Regions from separate parts of the Homo sapiens genome. Here region 2 is linked to region 1. Evidence: chromatin contacts called from ENCODE Hi-C or POLR2A ChIA-PET data. All regions are on one chromosome and are shown on one strand. Each heading gives the region's core, a stretch centred on a gene start or an enhancer-like site at or near the end of the contact. The rest is flanking DNA. Distances are from core to core; before and after follow the strand shown. Region 1 overlaps TOM1 (target of myb1 membrane trafficking protein). Region 2 has its middle 31 kb from the start of APOL5.

The links. Hi-C counts contacts between places; a loop is a spot of excess contacts on that map. ChIA-PET counts read pairs that join two places held with the same protein, here RNA polymerase II (POLR2A). Pooled maps may share reads with other maps.
Region 2: a pooled map shows a loop between it and region 1 (2.3-fold over the local background). The contact joins two enhancer-like sites. A Hi-C loop is called at or near these places in 5 of 50 pooled maps. POLR2A ChIA-PET finds 5 or more read pairs at or near these places in 4 of 52 experiments (GM12878, HEK293, T-cell and 1 more).

The regions. Positions count from the first base shown.
Region 1 is chr22:35,347,721-35,352,370 of GRCh38, forward strand. It overlaps TOM1 (target of myb1 membrane trafficking protein), which reads left to right. Exons shown (of 15, transcript NM_005488.3): 15 at 1-253. Among named protein-coding and RNA genes, the nearest start is that of MIR6069, 13 kb to the left of the region's middle. RefSeq lists enhancers at 1,597-2,129, 2,130-2,662, 3,253-3,761, 3,328-3,447, 4,579-4,650 and a silencer at 3,108-3,227. Within about 2 kb of position 3,196, at least 26 of the 41 ENCODE cell types and tissues checked have a DNase peak (open chromatin) inside an H3K27ac peak, as active enhancers do.
Region 2 is chr22:35,684,420-35,689,372 of GRCh38, forward strand. No RefSeq gene overlaps it. Among named protein-coding and RNA genes, the nearest start is that of APOL5, 31 kb to the right of the region's middle. Within about 2 kb of position 1,577, at least 3 of the 41 ENCODE cell types and tissues checked have a DNase peak (open chromatin) inside an H3K27ac peak, as active enhancers do.

The sequences.
Region 1 (4,650 bases), core at 1,946-4,445:
GGCCCCCTGAGGAGCTGCGGCGGCCCAGGTACGAAGCTGCAACTCTGCGCGCAGTGGGCGAGATCTCATCAGCCCCAGGCTGCAGGTGAGGCTTCAGGGGATGCTGGGGCCCCACTGCCCCTCCGCTGCCTTGCCCTCCATCCTTCCTCTGTTCCTTCTGGCCGGGCACCACAGCACTGGGGCTCACCTCTTGGTTGATCCTCTTGTACTGGGAGAGGTGCCTTTTGTATCCCCAATTAAAGGTAGAAAACCACCCTGCTAGCAGCATTGTCAAGTCTCCTGGTCAGAAATGACTTCTTGGCCTCACAGAGGCAGCGACTACTTTGGGCAGGGCTGGGGGCCATCCGAGAGGTGAGCATCTGTAGATGGTGCAGGCGGAAGGACAGGAGCAAACACCCAGCTACACTACGCAGGTGCCGCCTCCTCCCACCTCACATGGCAGGCTCCAGCCACCGCCCCTGCCCGGAGGATGCATGCCCTCCCCAGCTGACACCCCTCCCTCCTCAAGGCACCTTCGTGCTGCTGTTCCATGAGGCCAGCTCCTGCCCTGCACAGAGCACACTAATCACAAGGGCGGGGACCTGTGTGGACTGTGTGCGCATGTGGGGTGCACAGGCCACAGGAGGATGCTGGCCTTCCGAGGCTGGGTGCCAGGCACAGCCTGGGGCTACGCACTGGCTCGTAGCATCACAACAGCCTGGGAGAAGCAAAGTGAGCGTCCTCGATGTATAGATGCGGAGACTAGGACTCCATGAGCCGCCCAGCTCAGAGGAGGAAGCTCATGCAGTTGTCATGTGCCAGCATTTCCTCATGCAGAAGCGCATCCTCCCCATTTTCCAGGCACCAAAGCTAAGTTGGGAAGACATGGCACACAGTTCCAGACGCTGGGCCCCAGGTCAGGTGCAGGGGGTCAGCTCTTCCCTCCATGGCAGCTCAAGAGCCCCAGGTCTTAGGGTGCCACCTTTTCAGGTGTGGGATCTCTAGGCCAGACTCCCTGGGAGTCACTGCTGAGGCATGTTGGAGCCTCCTGGCCCAGGACACGGTCGGGGAACGGTGTGAGGCCAAAGCAATTGGGTCCACAGGGTCCTGGGCTCCTGGGAGAGGGCCGAGGTCTGTGTGAGCAGCCACTGATTCCCATGGGCAGTGGGCAGGCAGCACCTGCCATCTGAGGTATGGTCTGGAGCTGGGCATACAGGAGACCAGGCCCAGCCCAGCCCTCAAGATGGAGTTGGGGCAAGGAAAGCAGCTGGGGGCAGGCACACTGGTGCCAGGCAGGGGAGGGGGAGGCCCTGCCGCCATCAGGATGCTCATGGTCCAGGCCAAGCTCCCTCTGCCACATCCAGGGCATCTGTGAGCTCCTGCCAGGTGCCCTACCCTGGCCCAGCCCTTTCAGTACCTCACAACAGCCCCAGGGGGTCAATGGTGTTGGCCACCAGTTACAAATGGGGAAACTGAGGCTGAGGGAGGAAGGGACTTGCCTGGTCATACACTAAGTAATGGAAGACTGGGACCCCCAACCTTCCTCACTGCTGCCTCACCTGCCTGCCCCACCCACACCCCACTGCCTGCTTCCCTCATTCTCTCCCTACTTAACTGGGGACCTCTTAGAGGGGAGTTGTGATTTTACAAGGATCAAAGCCAAGGCCTCCTCTCCCCTGTGTTAGCTGGGAAACCCAAGGAAACTTCCACAGAAGGCCCCCAGGGCTGGGAGGGCCTCAGGTGCTAAGGGTGAAAACTGCCAGGTTGTTCATTCCTCCCTGTGGGTGCATCCCCTGGGAGCCAGCTGCACACAGCATAGCGCTAGGTGCCCGCCAGACAGAAGTGAAGCGGCCAGGTGCCAGCCCTGTGGGGTCACGTGGGAGGGAAAGGGACGAGAAAGACAGACATAAACTCAATCATTGTTTCACGCTGTGAAAAGAAGAAGATGGGACGGGACGCCCAGGGCCAGGAGGCTCTCTGTGAGGACGGCCTAAGGCTGCTGAGGTAAGATGGGGTGGGCTGGGCCATGAAGGGCCTTGAATGCCAGGCAGGAGGTGGCCCCTGCAGAGGTCTCGGCTTGGCTGGCTGGAACAGTTCCAGGCTGCCTGAAGGCCTCCTTCAGAGAGAAGGCTGCTGGGGCTGCATGGGGGCTGGGGGGGGGGGCGCTGGCGGGAATTCATCAGTGCAGTCAGGCTGGGTTCCCTGGCAGCAGGCTCTGTCTGAGGCTGCAGGCCTGGGCGGGATCACTTTACAGCTGCAGGAAGTCTTGGCCCCAAGAAAATGAGGGCCAGCTGTCTGGTGGGAGCCTTGGGTAGGAGCAGGGCCTCCACCTGGCACCACAGGGCAGGATTAACGAGGTGCCGCCGCTCCCGCTGGGCCCAGCTACATCGGAAGGCGCTGGGCCGGGGGCATGGAGGGGAGGGGTTGAGTGGAGCTGGGAGGGGCTGGTGGGCAGGGGAAAGGGCGCCTGGGGGGCAGCCCCAGGCCTGCCTTTGAGGAAGCCTTTTGCAGAGCCTCCACCAAGCCCTCTCCCTCCTGGCTCCCCTGGGCCACCACGATCCCACCCTGGGCCTGGACACCGACCCCTCCACCTCCTGCCCTAGTGTCAGTACCCACCTCCCAGACCGGCCACTTCTGGGCTGTGTGACCTTAGGCAAATTACTTAACCTTTCTGTGCTTCTGTTTTCTCACTGGTAAAATGGGCAGATAACACTCGTTGCCTCATAGGGTTGTTAGGGTTGACTGAGCCAACAAGTAACTCAGCACCTGCCATGTAGACAATGCTCTGTACATGTTGTTATTGTCACGGATGGTTCCCTGCTCCCTTCCAGAATGGCCTCTGCTCCAGACACCTGGCTCAGAGCCCTGCCCCTCAGACTCCTCAGTAATTCTAGGGACCCCTGCTCTGCCTCTGGTATTGCCTTCCCAGCTCCAGAATAACGTCTGTCCCTACTCCCCACTGGGAGAGAACCAAAGGACTGTGTCTGTCTTTCCTCCTGGTCTGGGCTGCTAACCCTAAGAGGGTCAGGGCTGTCTTGATCCTGGCAACACGGCAGGGTCCCCCTGGCGTTCCTGGATTGGGCTCTGCGGGCTCTCGGTAGGCGCTTTAGGAAGCCTTTGCCCGCTCCAAGGTGGCTGGAGGTAGGCCCAGTTCTGAGTCCTGAGCACGGTCTACGGCCCCTGCTCAGGGTCAGTGTTTCAAGGCGACCACGAGATGGCAGTAGCACTGCATGTACAGGGCTTGCCGGGGCACTAGGGTGGAGTCCACCGCGGCCAAATCAGCCCCTCCCGGGTACAGACACCGGGAGAAAGGGGCGGGTGCTGCCGGCTCCTGCCCGCTCCTGCCCCGCGCGAGCTCACAGGCGCGCGCGTGCACACACACACGCGCACACGCCCTCTGACTGGTGGGGCTGAGTAACAATGGTGATGGGGCTGGGAGCTGGAGTCCGAGGGTCTGGCTTCACCGCCGGGCTCTGCTGTGGGACTACACAAGGGATTTCATCTCTGGAAGCCTCAGATCTTCTTAAACGTCCCGATTCACAGGGTTGTGGGGAGGATTTGGTGAGACAAGCTGGGAGCTCAGCTACGGGAGCTTTGGGTGGGCAAAAGTGAGCCCGGTCCCCTCCCTCTCTTTACAGAGCCCCGGTGTGCCGTTGCTGGGGCCCCCTGCTCCCGCGCCTTCTCAGCCGACACGCTCAGATCCGTGTGCATTGCCGTTTCTGTCTCCACGTGTAGACAAATCATGAGCTCGCCCAGTAACTCCAGCTCTACCACAGATTCCTTCTCTTTTCCGCCCTTCCCCTATGTCTAATTCCCTTCTCCAGCAGTGAGAAACCTGCTTCCCGCCGTCCTTCATTCCTTCTCTCCCCCCATCCCCGCAGAAACCAATCTCTGTTGCCACCACTGCCCCGTCCTGCCAGTGCCTCCCACCCTCTCCGCGTGGACCGCCACCACCCTGCCCCACAGACAGGCCCCTAGACACAGAAATCTTCTTTCTCACAGTTCTAGAGGCTGAAGTTCAACATCAAGGACGTGGACTCCATCTGTTCAGTTGGTTCCTTCCGGCCCCTCCGTGGCTGTATATGGTCATCTTCTCCCTGGGGCCTCACATCATATCCCCTCTGCATCTCTCTATGTTCAAAAGTCCCATTTTTATAAGGACAGCATTCATCAAGGATTAGAGTCCACCTAATGATCTATTGTACCTATTGTACCTTAATCACTTTTTTTTTTTTTTTTTTTGAGACAGAGTTTCACTCTTGTTGCCCAGGCTGGAGTGCAATGGCGCGATCTCGGCTTACTGCAACCTCCGCCTCCCAGTTCAAGCAATTATCCTGCCTCAGCCTCCTGAGTAGCTGAGATTACAGGCATGCGCCATCACACCTGGCTAATTTTGTATTTTTAGTAGAGACGGGTTTTCTCCATGTTGGCCAGGCTGGTCTCGAACTCCCAACCTCGTGTGATTCACCCGCCTCGGCCTCCCAAAGTGCTGGGATTACAGGTGTGAGCCACAGTGCCTGGCACTTCTTTAAAGGTCCTACCTCCAAATACAATCGCATTCTGATATACTAGGGATTAGAGATTCAACGTATGAATTCAAAGGGACGAAGCAGCCCTGTATTGCCCTCTGCTGCCCTCTAGGCCCTGGGTCCATTCTCCCAGACACACTGC
Region 2 (4,953 bases), core at 327-2,826, 340 kb after region 1:
CATTTGGGGGCGCTCCCTGCTCTATAGCTCTTGGTGGGATGTGGCAATAGCCTCTGACTACAGAAATCAGATACTCATTCCCAGCCTCTCTTGATGCAGAGATGCAGCCAAACAGATGTACCCATATTAGACTTCAAATCATGAGCTCCCTCCAGAATCTATTCTGGGGATAATGGCAGCAGTTACATCCTGTTTCCAGAGCCAACAGCATAAGAGGCTGTAGTCGTGTATCCAGCATTGGTCACGTTGGTGACAATGGTGCTGAAGTCAGAGCTGTCTGTGCCTACCAGTGCTTCCCACTAAACCACTTTTCAGTGTGATTTTGGGTGCTGTTCCTGAGGGTGTTTCTTCTGGACACAGATTGTATATAGGCCATTTTTCCTTCTCTCCTAGAGAGCTTCTGAGATACCTAATATTTGGTAATACATTGCTTTTCTGATTAAGCTAGTTTGGGTTCACTTTGTTAGCAGCTAGGAATGCTGACTGGTTCAGGAATGAATTAGGTCATAAAATGAAAAGTCCAGCAATGTCCCTGCTTCAGGTAAGGTTGGTTCTAGGTGCTCAACTATATACTAGGACTTTTTTTTTTTTTTGAGACAGAGTCTCACTCTGTTGCCCAGGCTGGAGTGCAATGGTTCAGTCTCAGCTCATTGCAACCTCCACCTCCCAGGTTCAAGTGATTCCTGCCTCAGCCTCCCAAGTAGCTGGGATTACAGGCAAGTGCCACCACACCCCACTAATTTTGTACTTTTAGTAGAGATGGGGTTTCACTATATTGGCCAGACAGGCCTTGAACTCCTGACCTCAAGCGATCCGCCCCCACCTTGGCCTCCCAAAGTGCTAGGATCACAGTCATGAGCCACCGTGCCTGGCCTAGGACTCCTGTCTCTCTCAGGTCTGCTTTCCTCCACGTGGGTTTCTTTCCCAGGAATGACCTTTGTACAACATGGAAAAGATGACCATCAGAGATCTAGATTTGCCTTGTCCTTTAACTAGCAGCCCCAGAGGGAAGGGCGTCCATCTTTCCTACCTATTTCTCCCACAGAAGTCCTGGGAATGGCTCTGCCCAAAGCACCAGCATGGCAGAGGTTCTGCAGTTAGTGTCTGAGAGCCTTAGTGTTTCAGCAATTTTTTTCACAGCTTCCCTAGGTCACAGAAATACTGAACAGTTCAATTACCAAGTGGCTAGGTCCAAATGGTTTGTGAACCTCTGCAATCCACTCATGGGATAGGCCGGCTGAGTCAGGCACCCACCTCTGCAAAGGAGGTGCACCCACACTTCCAGGAAGAAAATTATGATGGGCAAAGTATAAAAGATATCCACCATTCCTCTGTCCTGATGGAACAGCCTTGGCAGGCCTGTGTCTGGTAGATATAAACAGAGTGTGCGCGTGTGATAGGTAGCATATGATCAGCAGAAGAGCTGGCCTGGGTCTGGGGCTCTGTGGAGCGCATCTGGTTTATTTATAGGTTGCTCGTAACCCAACCTGGATCCTATTAAGTAACCTGTAAAAACAAGCCACACCACCGAACATGGAGGTCCAATGCCGATTCATGACCCTGAGAGCTCCATCCTGAGGGGGCGGGCCCGGAACGTGAGTACTGCATTTGGAATGAGGGATGCGGAACCGTGGGAAGGGACAAATCAGTTGCATTTATCTTTCCTTTTTTGCCCAAAAACCCAATAAACACACCTCTTCCTTGTTTAGTTCCTGTGCTCTGAGGGTGAATTGCAGCATGTCTAGAATGAAACTGAGCGGTTGTACTAAACTTGCTGCCTGGCACTGATGTTGCCCAAGGCAGGAAAGCCGGTGAATAGTGTCGCTTTGTAGGCAGGGGGGCAAGGAGGAGTTTGGCGTGGTTTGTACCAACTTGTCAGCATTGTTTATTGATAACAGTAAGACTGATTTTCTCCTGGTGAGACCCCCAGAGAGCTGTGCTGCAGAAGCTAGTTATGTAACAGGAATTTGTGTATGTGACCTGTGAAACATAAAAAACCCCAGCCGAGACTCTCTTTTGGGCCCCTTAGTTCTGTGGTGCTCTGTGCACCTGCCAAGGGTTCTGTATCTGAAAGAGGAAGTGCATTTTGCCATGACCATACAGTAGAGAGGACAATAGAAACCCAAACCGGCCCTGCCAGACCCCTTGCTGTGAGCTGGCCATAGCTGTGATGCACATCTTCTTCTTTTTTTTTTCTTTGGTCTCTGTTGCACAGTGGAGTCCAGTGGCATGATCATATCTCATTGACGCCTCCAACTCTTAGGTTTAAGCGTCCTCCCACCTCAGCCTCCTGGGTAGCTAGGACTACAGGGGTGTGCCACCACACCTAGTTTTTGTTTGTTTGTTTGTTTTGTTTTGTTTTGTTTTTCTTGAGACAGAGTCTTCCTCTGTCACCCAGGCTGGAGTGCAATGGCATGATCTCAGCTCACGGAAACCTCTGCCGCCTGGGTTCAAGCAATTCTCCTGCCTCAGCCTCCCAAGTAGCTGGGATTGCAGGTGTGCACCACCACACCCAGCTAATTTTTTGTATTCTTAGTAGAGATGGGGTTTCATCACGTATGCCAGGCTGGTCTCAAACTCCTGACCTCAGGTGATCCACCTGCCTCAGCCTCCTAAAGTGCTGGGATTACAGGCGTGAGCCACTGCACTCAGCCCAGGCCTAGTTAATTTTTAAATTTTTTGTAGCAATGGGAATCTCATTCTGTTGCTCAGGCTGGTCTCGAACTCCTGGTCTCAAGCAATCCTCCCACCTCAGCTCCCCAAAGTGCTGAGATTACAGGTATGCACCACCATGCCCTGCACACATCCTGACTTTAATGTTAGCTGTAGAGTGCTCCTTTCTCTTCAAGAATCTATAGATTTGTAAGCACTGTCATTTGGAGCCCTATAAATCATTAGCAATAAATCCTGTAACTGGCACTCTTAGTGCAGTCCCTAAGGTTAAAATGACTCGATTCTGTCTAATTGGGCTGAGAAGGACATAGATGTGTTAGTCTCTAGTTTCTCAAGCTAATCCACATGCCATTCTGCTGATAGAGGATTCGCATTCAAAATATCTATAGATATTGCCAGATTCTCATGTCTATCAGTAACGTGTGGACAGGCCTTTTGCACTACACTGTCATCAAAATTCGAGGTGCTCAATCATTTGCATTTTTGCCGTCTGAGAGGTGAAACATTTGATGTCATTGCCTGCACTTGTACTTGGCAAAATCAAGCATGCCAGGAAGGGAGTGTAGCTTGCCTATCTCCCTTGGTTTCCTGAGGAGGTTGCCAGAAGTGTAGTGCTCTCAGCAGCCCCTACGGAGTGAAGAATCCATTATTTCAGAGGAGATCAGAGCAAGCCAGAACTTGTGGTTTTACAATATTTTAGTTTGGGGTCAAGGGTTGATCGGCATTCAAGATTCATTCTTGGGCTGGGTGCAGTGGCTCACACCTGTAATCCCAGCACTTTGGGAGGCTGAGGGGGGTGGATCACTTGAGGTCAAGAGTTCAAGACCAGCCTGACCAACATGGTGAAACCCTATCTCTACCAAAAATATAAAAACATTAGCCGAGTGTGGTGGTGTGTGCCTGTAATCCCAAATACTTGGGAGGCTAAAGCAGGAGAATCACTTGAACCCGGGAGGCGGAGGTTGCAGTGAGCCAAGATCACGCCACTGCACTCCAACCTGAGTGACAGAGCGAGACTCCATCTCAAAAAAAAAAAAAAGATTCGTTCTTGTGACATATAAGGGAATGCTTCTATATCACAGGTACATCCCACCACATCCCACTACTTACTGCACCATCGCACCCACTTGAGGTTTCAGTGCAGCAAGCCTGACCATGCCCTACCACACCTCACACCTTTTCAGATCTGTGGTCCATTTTCTTTCTGTCTGCCTATACTTTTCTTGTTAATTTGTAGACACTCTTTACATATGATGCATATTAACCCACGGTCTGTCACATGTACTGCAAATATATTCTTCAGTCAGTCATTTGCCATTTTACTTTCCTTGTAGTTTTTTTTTTTTTCTATTCAGAGTTTTAAAATGTGACATAGACATTTTCCTTTAGGTACCTGGATTTCATGCCATGCTAAGAAAGGCCTTTATTCATCCAACATTATAAAAATGTCCTACATTTTCTTCTGGTATTTTATACTTTTATGTTTTATGTTATCAAATAAGAAAGGATGCTATTTGTTATATAGTATCATGTTATGTTTGTATAGCTATATGTTATTAATATAAGTGTTCCAGAAATTGTATGAAATTCCTAGAAATCTGATATATCCTGGTATAATGTTATCAGCTTTAATTCCAGTTATCTTAAAATGTCATATACCGCATGAATAACTAAATTTTCTTATGAAAATTCAGATGAACTCTCATGAGATCATTAACCATGGCCATTTTAATTTTTTTTTCATCCACCAAGCAGTTATCATTTACTCTGATGCTTTCCTGAAAGCACTTGCAAATCGCTATGACACAAAACTTCAAGAGATTCATAAAAAAAAGACTCAAGCACAGGTGTCTGATAACTTTTAAATCACACTGTTGAACCCATTAAACTGGGGTTGTTCTTAGCCTTACAGCCCTGTGAATGGGAGCTGGATGACTTCATAGAGACTTCAGAGAAATTGCTACAACAGTTTATACCTGGACAACCTTGGTGCCTGAGGCTGTGTTGGCCACACAGAAAGTTCACCAGAAACCTGATGATATCACCAGAGACATCCAAGCTGCAAGCCGGGAACACCCATCGGATTGAAACTGCCACACCAGAAGAAGAAAAAACAAATGCTATTTCTATATGAATACATCAGGAATAGATGCCCAAATCTGGGATCTTTAGAAATATAAAAGGCCAGGTCCAGGTGCTCCACCAGACGTGGGAAATACCGTCGACTGATCTAGTTAAATCAAGAGATTAAATCTCGGCTCTTGGGGACCCTAGTTTCAG